2 separate regions of the Homo sapiens genome follow, and region 1 is linked to region 2. A link is an interaction called in ENCODE POLR2A ChIA-PET data of the cell type or tissue named here. Cell type or tissue: GM12878. All regions are shown on one strand. Links, peaks and the distances in the headings refer to the core of each region. The heading gives the core; the rest is flanking DNA. Region 1 overlaps KSR1 (kinase suppressor of ras 1). Region 2 overlaps KSR1 (kinase suppressor of ras 1).

Evidence for each region. ChIA-PET counts read pairs that join two places held together with the same protein. Peaks named below come from ENCODE experiments on the same cell type or tissue, not always from the same donor. Only the 100,000 strongest peaks of a DNase experiment are listed, where the experiment ranks them.
Region 1: POLR2A ChIA-PET joins it to region 2 with 11 read pairs; 5 of 35 experiments call an interaction of 5 or more read pairs at or near these places.

Annotation. Positions count from the first base shown.
Region 1 is chr17:27,544,982-27,550,348 of GRCh38, forward strand. All of the region lies in intron 1 of KSR1 (kinase suppressor of ras 1), which reads left to right. All of the region lies in intron 1 of LOC124903960 (a long non-coding RNA gene), which reads right to left. Among named protein-coding and RNA genes, the nearest start is that of LGALS9, 84 kb to the right of the region's middle. In GM12878, for the core only: no CTCF peak of the experiment used is centred there; a DNase peak (open chromatin) is centred at 2,200; H3K27ac peaks cover 85 bases.
Region 2 is chr17:27,469,477-27,474,843 of GRCh38, forward strand. The region is part of intron 1 of KSR1 (kinase suppressor of ras 1); the gene reads left to right. Among named protein-coding and RNA genes, the nearest start is that of KSR1, 16 kb to the left of the region's middle. RefSeq lists enhancers at 2,361-3,125, 3,126-3,890, 4,112-4,161, 4,182-4,511. In GM12878, for the core only: no CTCF peak of the experiment used is centred there; DNase peaks (open chromatin) are centred at 2,435, 2,905 and 4,335; H3K4me3 peaks cover 1,080 bases; H3K27ac peaks cover 4,169 bases.

The sequences.
Region 1 (5,367 bases), core at 125-5,124, 75 kb after region 2:
TCTGTAGAGGTTGTTTCTTAACAAGTTCTGGGAGATAGCAGCTGCCAGGACACCAGACCTGCCAGTAGCTGGGTCGTGCTGCACTGCATGTCTTCCCTTTTCCTTGTCTCAGGCACAGCTAGCCAGGTTTATGGGTTATCTGGGTGCAAAGAAGAATCACTTCAAGTTCTGCACAGTTCTACCCATGGGCCTGCTTTGGGCTGTCTAGCGGGGATCTCTACCGGCCTTTAAAAAAAGAAACCGCTTGCTCCTCTTCTAGGGAAGCTGTCCTGGCTTTTGAGATGTTCAGACCCCTGTCTCATCACTTGCCCAGTTGGTGTTTGTTTTTCGCTGCCATTTGATAAACTTTGTGTGCCTGTCTGGCACAATGTATTGTGTTTGTGTGTTCATCCTTTCAACAAAGGTTTTAAAATAGCAAACCAGGCCAGGTGTGGTGGCTCATGCCTTTAATCCCAGCACTTTGGGAAGCTAACACAAGAGGATCACTTGAGCCTAGGAGTTAGAGACCAGCCTGGGCAGCATGGCAAGACCCCATCTCTATTATGAAAAAAGAGAAAAAGCAGCCCATGTGCTGGGTGCTGTGCTGGCTCCTGAGGTCTGCTGGTGACCAAGAACACCAGCTGGACCCCCACCTCCCAGAGTTTCCAGCCTGAAGAGGGAAGCAGACAAGCGTGAAAAATCAGAACTGCGATATGTGATCTGGGCAGGGGGCTGGAGGGCTTGAGGAAGGCTTCCTGGAGGAAGTGGTGTCTGAGCTGATCCTTGTAGGCGGAGAGTCACTGGGAAGAGCTTGCTTAGCAGGGGACCGAGTGCCTCAAAGCTGAAAAGGGCAGGCAGGTTGTGGGGAGGCTGGACTGGGGAAGGCCCAAACGCTGGCTCAGGCTAAGGCCAGGTGGGCTAATCTCAATGTTGGCCTGTGGTGGCGAAAGTCTTGTGCAAATGGCATATGTTAGGAATCACTCCCAGAGGCAGGACCCTTGAAGGCCATGTGCCAGTGACAGAAGGGCTCTAGTGCTGCTGCTTTTAGTGCCAGCAGCCTGACCTCTCCAGTTAATGTGGAAAAGAGTGGTTTTGAGTTTGCACAGCTGTTTGATTTATAGTCCTGTCTCTGGTCAGCCCTTTGAAGTGGTGGTTTCAGAGCCGCGTGGAATGGAGGGAAGGGCTGGCTGTGAGAAACATGGGGATAAGAACCACACATTTTCTTCCTCTGGCACTCCTGAGCATATGTTTTATGCCAGGTGCTGTAGTAGGAACTGGGGATATGAGGGAAATACGGTCCCTGCACTGATGTGTAATTATAGGGAGATCTAACCTAGTCTTTTGGAGGTCTCCATGCTGTAGTTGAATATGAGCTAGGTGTCATCGTTCCTGTTTACAGGTGGGTGAACTGAGACTCAGAAAAATTAATTATCTTCCTTGGGGCAGTGCAGCCTAGTATATGGTGGATTTGAACCCAGATGTGTTCAACTCAGAAGCCTGGGAGCTCGTGTCTATTGGGGGAGACTGAGGCAGAAGCTGTTAACTGTAGTATGATAGTAACTCCATGATCAGGGCTCTGAAAGAGTCACACACAACACACCAGGAAGGGGAGAGGCGGACTCTGACTTGGCCTGGGTAGGAAACTCCAGCAGGTATTGGAGGAATAGCTGCTGGGTGAGTGCGTGCCTGGTGGGCAGGGCCAGGGGCTATGGAACGGAGCTGGGGGGCTGGGGGAAGTTGGAGCCCTGGTTTTGGAATTTGCCTCTGGTCTCACTGGGCGGGATGGATCAGAGTGGGGTAAGCCAGGATAGGGCACATGAGTGCATCCTCTTAGACCTGTAGGATAAAAGCTCACTCGTGTGTCTACGGTTGTGAGCTTCATGCTCTGTAGGTGCTCCCCAGGGCTTAGGTTCCATAATAGGACAGCAAGTAGACTCAGAGTCCTGAACCTCAGCAGTGTGTTTGATTAGCAGGGTCTGCTCTGGGCACCTGAGGGGCATGGGGTGCAGGAATGTCAGGGGATCAGCCTCTGGGTCTGTGGTTTCATCAGACATAAAAACTGTACAGTTGAGAGTGTGGAATTATTTTGATTCTGACTCAGCGCTCCCTCTCCAGCAGCTGTCTGCACTTGCCACTGAGCCCCTAGTACCCTGAAGGGAGCAGGGGCCATGGGAGAGGGGTAAGTAACCCCAAGGGGGTTGAATCTGGCTCTGTCAGATTGTTGGTGAGCCTGGGGCCAAACTAGTTTTCTGGGGGAAATTTCAAAAACGCTGATGTGGTAGCAGTGGTTTCATTATTATGGGTCTCATTTCATGCTCACATCTCTCTAGCCACAGGAGTTCTTGACCTGGCGTCTGTGGATAGAATTCAGGGGGTCCATCGATGAACGTAGATGGGGAAGAAAATTGCACTTTTATTTTCATTAACCTTAACTGGAATTTAGCATGTCATTCCACTTGATTGTAGGCAATGAGGCACAGTTATCTTAACAAACACCTGTGACTCGGTCACCAGTAGGAATCACAGTTGTGGAGCTATCTGAAAAAGCAGTTTCCACTTGTCACAACTTTAAAGTTATGGCAGTTATTAGATGCACTGTTGGATGTTTAATACTTTAATAAAGAAGCTTTTATGACTCTATCACAGGTTTTTTTTGTTTTGTTTTGTTTTGTTTTTGAGACAGAGTCTTGCTCTGTCACCCAGGCTGAAGTGCAGTCAGACAAGGGATACTCAGCCTGTATCTCAATATATTTTTCTTTTTTTTCTTTTTATTTGAGACGATCACTAAGGCTGGCAGGCTGGGGTGCAGTGGCATGATCTTGGCTTCCTGCAACCTCTGCCTCCTGGGTTCAAGTGATTCTCCTGCCTCAGCCTCCCGAGTAGCTGGGATTACCGGCGTGTGCCACCATGCCTGGCTAATTTTTGTATTTTTAGTAGAGGCAGCATTTCACCATATTGACCAGGCTGGTCTCGAACCTCTGATTTTAAGTGATCCACCTGCCTTGGCGTCCCAAAGTGCTGGGATTACAGGCGTGAGCCACCATGACTGGCTGTCTATCACAGTTTTCAGTAATTTGATAAATGTGTTTAAATAGAATTGATTTCCTTTATAATTCGAAGTGTGTCGTTTTATACATTTCAAAGTATTGTTCTGTCCAGGTGCGATGGCTCACGCCTGTAATCCCAGGACTTTGAGAGGCTGAGGTGGGAGGATTGCTTGAGCCCAGGAGTTCAAGACCAGCCTAGGCAACATAGTGAGACCCCATCTCAAAAAAAAAAAAAAAAGATAAAGATAAAAAAAGAAATAAATGAAAGTATTGTTCTTTGAAAGAGATCATGGGCCTCCCTAGATTTCTAAAAGGGTCTATGGCCCCAAACTGGTTATAAGCTTTTATTCTAATTGAAAATTTGGAGCCTTTCTAGATATTTGAAATTAAAAATTATTAATTCATCATTTTTTTCTTCGTAAAATATTGTGACTCTGTTAACAAGAGTCCTTGCTCTTTAGAAAAATGTGCTAAGGTCCCGGTGCAGTGGTCCTAAGTGTTTTGTTTTATACTCAGATCAAGTGATCTGCCCACCTTAGCCTCCGAAAGTGCTGGCTCATGCCTGTAATCCCAACACTTTGGGAGGCAGAAGTGGGCAGATCATCTGAGGTCAGAAGTTGGAGACCAGCCTGTCCAACATGGCGAAAACCCGTCTCTACTAAAAATACAAAAATTAGCCCTTTATGGTGGCATGCGCCTATACTTCCAACTACTTGGGAAGCTGAGGCACAAGAATCACTTAAACCCAGGAGGCGGAGGTTGCAGTGAGCCAAGATCGTGCCACTGCACCCCAGCCTGCCAGCCTTGGTGACCATCTCAAAAAAAAAAAAAGAAAAATATAGTGAGATACAGGCTGAGTATCCCTTGTTTGAAATGCTTGAGGTCCAAAGTGTTTTGGATTTTGGATTTTTTAGAATTCTGGAATATTTGTATTATACTTAATGGCTAAGCATCCCAAACCCAAAAGTTCAAAATCCAAAATGCTCCAGTGAGCATTTCTTTGGAGCATCATGTCAGTGCTCAAAATGTTTTAGATTTTGGAGAGGTTCAGCTTCTGGGTCTTTGGAAGCGTTTCGGATTTTGGGTTTTTGGATTCGAAATGCACAACCTATATTTACAGATGAAAGGAAAAGGAATGAATTAACACCACAACCATGAGGGACAGCAGGGTTGAGAAGTGTCTCCAGAAGACAGGTTCCTGTAAGAGACTGTGAAGGTGGTACTTATTTTGGGGGGACACTTGGAAGTCACCATTAGGAGGCCACCAGAGTCTTAGCAACATTTCAGGAGCTCTCCCTGGGTCCCTGGGTCACTTGGCCGTAGCCAAGCCAGGCAACTCCCTGGTCTTCTGGCAGTGAGCTCGTTTCCATCTGTCGAGCCTAACTGGCCTCTGTTGGGAATGCGAGTCCCTTATTTTTCATCAGAACTGGGCCATGCCCTCCTTGTGCTTCTCTGTATCCCGTGTTCCCCAGTCCAATGCTGGGCACCCAGCCAGAGCCCAGTGTTTGTCGGGTTTACCCAAGTCAGGCTGTCCTTGTGTAAGCTTTTCTTATTTGAAGTTTTAGCCATTTGCGAGTCTTTTGAAAGCTTTGGACAATAACTCTAGAAAATACACAGACTTGCATATCTGAAATTTGCATACATTTCAGGGTGTGGATCCCTGAAAGCCTACTGGGAATCCGAGTCCAGGACCCTGGCCAATACTGCTGCTGCTCAGTGGTCATGGCTACACTTGTGGTGCTCACCATGTGCCAAATGCGTCATTTCTTCCGTCTCTCTGAGAGTCAGCTTCTATTATCCCCATTTTTCTGGAGGACAAGATGGAGACCTTTGACAAGATGGAGACTTTTATAGGGGGTTAAGTAACTTGTCCAAGGTCACAGAGCTAGGGTGTGACTGAGCCCTTGGATCCCAACCCAGGCAGTTGGATTCTTCGCTGGAAGCATCCTAGGTGGGAGGTTACCCATTCTCCCCAAACCAGCAGGTCTTCCATATTAGCAATTACCAACTCCCTGACCCCACCCTGGCAGGAAAGCCTTCTTTTTTACCCGAGACAGGGTCTTGTTCTGTCACCCGGGCTGGAGTACGGTGGTGTGATGATGGCTCACTGCAGCCTTGACCTCCTGGGCTCAAGCGATCCTCCCACCTTAGCCTCCCAAGTAGCTAGGACTACAGGCATGCGCCACCATGCTTGGCTAATTATTGTATTTCTGGTAGAGACAGGGTTTTGCCATGTTGGCCAGGCTGGTAGGAAGGCTGCCTTTTATTTAACCCAGCTCTCTGTTCTGACCAGTGTTGCCCATGACGCTCATGTCCTGAGGTGGGCAGTGTCAGCCGCCCT
Region 2 (5,367 bases), core at 133-5,132:
ATGTGCGGGGACTCTGGGGTGAGGATGACATATTCGTATTCTGACTCCATTCCTTGCCAGCTCTGTGACCTTGGGCAAGTTCTTTAGCTCTCTGGACCTCAGTTTTCTTGTTAGTTAAAAGGGGATAAGAGTAGGTTAATTTTGGATTCTTTTGAGAACCAAGATACAGAAGGAGTGCTGGACAGTGCCTGGTACTTAGAAGGAGTTCAGTGTTTCCCCCACTGTCCCCCGCCTTTCACGTAGCATTACTCCAAAACACTTTTCCATGTTTCCCTATTATCTTCCTTTTGGTCATTTTAGTTGCCACATGAGAGTGTGTCTAGTGGATCTGCTGTAATTTGGCAAAGCATTTTCCGTGTTATTGGACATTTCAGTAGTTTCTAGATTTCTGCAATTATAAACAATGTGAATGGAATCGTCTTTATATAGGCGCTTTATTTTTGTTCCTATTCTGAATTTGTTTTCTTGGGATAATTCCCAGGAATGGAATTACTGGATCAAAGAGCATGGAGATGGAGTGTGTGTGTGTGTGTGTGTGTGTGTGTGTGTGTGTGTGTGTTAAGACTTGCCAAACTGTTCTCCCATTTTTTTTTTTTTGAGGCGGAGTATCGCTCTGTTGCCCAGACTAGAGTGCAGTGGTGTGATCTCAGTTCACTGCAGCCTGCACCTTCCAGATTCAAGTGATCCTTCTGTCTCACCCTCCTGAGTAGCTGGGATTACAGGTGCACACCACCATGCCCAGCTAAGTTTTGTTTTTGTTTGTGTTTTTTTTTTTTTTTTTTTGAGACAGACTCTCGCTCTGTGGCCCAGGCTGGAGTGCAGTGGTGCGATCTCGGCTCACTGCAACCTCTGCTTCCCGGGTTCAAGCAATTCTCCTGCCTCAGCCTCCTGAGTAGCTGGGATTACACGTGCCCGCCACCACGCCCAGCTAATTTTTATATTTTTAGTAGAGACAGGGTTTCACCATGTTGGTCAGGCTGATCTCAAACCCCTGACCTCGTGATCCACCCACCTCGGCCTCCCAAAGTGCTGGGATTACAGGTGTGAGCCACTGCGCCAGGCCTAAGTTTTGTATTTTTAGTAGAGACAGGGTTTCACCATATTGGCCAGGCTGATCTCAAATTCCTGACCTCAGGTGATCTGCCCACCACAGCCTCCCAAAGTACTGGGAGTACAGGCGTGAGCCACCACACCTAGCCCCTCCATTTAACTCCTGTTGAATGATAGCTGTTTTAAAAATTGTACTCCTGGGTAAGTATCTCATATTTTTTACAATTCTTTCTGACCTTTGTACCTTTCTTCTTCTCTCCTTTATTCTCCCCATTTTTTGACCTTGTTAGATATTCCTTATCTTGAATTTGCTATTTCTCTCTTCTGTGCATTCATTCAGTGACTTTTTTTTTTTTAAATTTCAGACAGAGACTCACCCTGTCCCCCAGGCTGGAGTGCAGTGGCACAATCTTGGGTCACTGCAACCTCTGCCTCCCGGGTTCAAGCGATTCTTGTGCCTCAGCCTCCTGAGTAGCTGGGAGCACAGGCACGCACACTACACCCAGCTAATTATTGTACTTTTAGTAAAGACAGGTTTTGCCATGTTGGCCAGGCTGGTCTCAAACTCCTGGCCTCAAGTGATCTCCCTACCTTGGCCTCCCAAAGTGCTGTAAAGGCGTGAGCCACCGTGCCGGGCCCACTCCAGTGACGATTTATTGAGCATCTGCTCAATATCAGGTTTGTTTTAGGCACTGTTTTAGGCACTGAGGAAGGAGCAAGGAAGAAAATAGAGGGCTTCCTTCAGTGGAAAGAGAAAGATAATACACATGCCAAACAGACAGACGTGCTCTCAGAAGAAAACTGGAAGTGGGTTAGAGAGAGGTGGGGGTATGGAAGAGGTGACTTCTTTAGATGGGGTGATCGGGAAAGGCCTTCCCAGAGAGGGTGACTTTTGAGCTGAGTCTTGAAAGATGAGAAGGCCACTGTAGCCTGGAGGAGTGTTCCCGGCAGAGGGACTGGCTTGTGCAAGAGCCCTGAGGCAGAATCGAGCTTGGTGTGGTCAAGGGCCAGGAGGAGGCTGGTGTGCCTGGAACACAGTGTCAGGGGAGGATGGTTGGCCTTGGGGTCAAGGAGGTAAGCAGGGGCATGGGGCTGTTTTTTCAGTGCTGGGCCGCAGGAGAGAATTAATGCACCAACTCAGCAAACAGGTGTCCTCCTACTTCCCCCTCCGCCCTCCTGGCCGGGTTTCGTGCCAGGCACTGTTCTGGAATATAAGAGTGAATGAGAGATGTATTGTGCTCCAGAAAGCCAGCTTAGTGGGGGAGTTTGTGGATGAGTAAACTCATAGAAGGTGCTGGTGAGGTGTGAATGAAGGCTCATCAGGCCGCGCAGCTGACTCATCTCTGTACTGAGGTGTGTAGGGACTTGGGAAATGTGTCTTGATTTGCACGGAACTGTGCTCTGTGCTGTCAGCCTTCACCGTGGTAACTGAAACTCAGTTCTCTGATGTAAAGCCTGGCAGTCCCGGCCTGCTTGGGGGCACCTGGACCCCTGCCAGGGAAGGGGTCCTCAGACTTGAGGTTGCCAGCTCAGATGTGGGGCTGCTGATACTAGGTATGAGTGTCTAGGCTCCCAGTTATGGGAAACAAGACCAAGAGACAGCCATGGGAAACCCCCTTCTTACTGAGCTGCCTGCCCTGACCCTTTCTCCCCTGACTGCGGACTCTGATTTGTGGCTCTGGTTGGGAATGTAGATTTGGGGACATTGTGCTCCTCATGGGTTTCTTCCCGTAGGATGGGGCAAAGAAGGGGTTATGAGATTGAGCAGATGCTTCTGGGAGTCTAGAGTGTACTCACATAGCGAGGTGTGGACCTCATGAGAGTGCCTGGAAATAGCCTGGTGGAAGATGTTGGCACCATTTCGTTTGGAGGAGGCTGAATGACTCATAAGCCCCGGGGGGCTCTGATGTCATTGAATTAGGGGCCTCCTTTGACCAGGGTTAACCAGCACCTTGGGTTCCTTGCATGTAAGCTTGTTGCTATTAAATAAATGGGAAGTGGGCTGGGCCCCGTGGCTCATGCCTGTAATCCCAGCACTTTGGGAGGCCGAGGTGGGCCGATTACCTGAGGTCAGGTGACCAGCCTGGCCAACATGGTCAAACCCCGTCTCTACTAAAAGTACAAAAATTAGCCGGGCATGGCGGTGGGTGCCTGTAATCCCAGCTACTCAGGAGGCTGAGGCAGGAGAATTGCTTGAACCTGGGAGACGGAGGTTGCAGTGAGCTGAGATCATGTCACTGCACTCTAGCCTAGGCAACAGAGCGAGACTCCATCTCAAAATGAAAATAAAAAAAAAATGGAATGGAAGGCCAGAATCCTGGGAATGTATCAGTAATAACTCAGGGCCCTATCCCTTCCTCCCACAGTTATGGCTAATGTGAAGTGGACCTGCCCAGGTTTTTTGAGACAGGGTCTCGCAGTGTTTCCTAGGCTGGAGTTCCATGGCACCATCATGGCTCACTGCAGCCTCTGTCTACCTCTCTGGCTCACCTTCAGCCTCCCAGATAGCTGGGACCACAGGTGTATGCCACCATGCCCAGCTAGTACCCAGGTTTAAGGCAGCAAGATTCTGACAGCAGTTCTCTCAGTTAATTTCTCAGTAATGATAACTTTATGAGCCCATGTAGGTGATGAAATAAGGCCCAAAGTCACACAGTAACTGGTGGAGCTGAATTGTCTGAATTTCCATTTGTGTTCATTTCATTGCCCTCTTTAGAAATTTGCTTGATCTTGGGTCTTGTTCAGGGCAGAAAGAGATAATACAAGGCTTTGGTGATGCTTAGCATTTTAGAAGAAGTAATGCTGGGTGGAAATGGATTTGGCAGTCTCGTTTTTCGCATCATTGGAATGGGAGTCCCTCACAGTTGGAGACAGGATGAAGTAACAGAGCGTGGGGATCTGGATTAACAGGTGGCCATTCGCAGAAAGGAGGCTGCAAAGCAAGAGGTGGGGGCTTCTGGCTGAGCAGGAAGGTGGGAGAGGGGCATCCTTGTGAGGAGCAGCCTGTAGGGCTGGGGTTTGGGCAGCAGGCAGGCAGAGGACTTTATCTGATCACCTCAAATAATTTTGCCTCTGCTTGGAAGGGTTCTAGCTACAAAGGCAACATAGCAGGTAGTGCTTGGGTGTGATGGTGATAGGCACAGCGGTATTTTAAATACTGGTGGTACATTTTAGGAGAAAGAAGGTGACGAGTCCCTGGGGAGAGTCCCTGTGGTGGCCATGACTCACCGTGGCACAGGGGACAGAACAGAACAAGGAAGAATCCATCAACGAATGGAAACTTGTCTTTTTAGGGGACAGGAAGCTTTTTTTGTGTGGTTGGCCTGGTGGCTTATGAGGAGAGGTGAACATTTGAGACAAAACCCCAGGCCACTCTTCCAGCTGCATCTTTGACAATTTTGAGAGTTTTAGGAAGTAGTTAAAAAAAGAAAAAGAGAAACCAAAAGCCAAAGACCTCGTTTACTCACAATACCTGTGTACAGCCAGCCATGTGGGCTGCGATCGGCCATGTGTCTAGAGGAAACTCCTTCACTTGCATCCCTCCCTCCTAGACCCCTAAACCAGAGGGGGCTTTTGACTATTCTTAGAAGAAGACTTAGGCGGCCTCAAATGACCAGACCTTGTCTCAAGCATCTAACAGCTTAGGCCAAACTTCCTCTCTGGCCCTGTTTGGTTTAAGCAGTTTCCTGGTCTGGCAGGATTTGTTATCTTAGCACCCAGCTTGTCAAAGCCGTAGTGCTACTTGTTATAGCAAACAGGCCCCTGTCACCCTGTGGCTGCAAGCCAGGCAATGCTTATGTTCCAAAAGTCAGACCTGCTGTTCTTACTATAAAGCTCTGCTGGACCATGGGTGGCTTCTATCTTTGGATGTAAGGATGGGAGGATGAGCAGCACCTCATGCTGTGTAAGAGCACAGGTTCTGGTGGTTGACAGCCTGGATTCAGGCTGCACTGCCTTTCTGGCTAGCTGTGTGTCTTTGGGCAAGTTGCTTACCCTTTCTGAGCAATAGTTTCCTCATCTGTGAAATGGGGATTATAATGGGGTCGTTTTTCATAGTAAGTAAGATGAGCCATGGAAAAGCACAATGCCTTGTGCAGAATGAGAATATTTTTATATTATAATATTACTATTTATTTTATCGACAAGTGTTTAATTAGCACCCATTAGGGACTGGGCACTATTCTTAGCTCTGGGGAAAATAGCAGTGAACAAAATGGACACAAATGTAGACCTTGTGGAACTTACGCTTCAGTGTTGGGAGGAGACATTCAGATGACAAGTAAATATCACCTGGAATCCCAGTTACTTGGGAGGCTG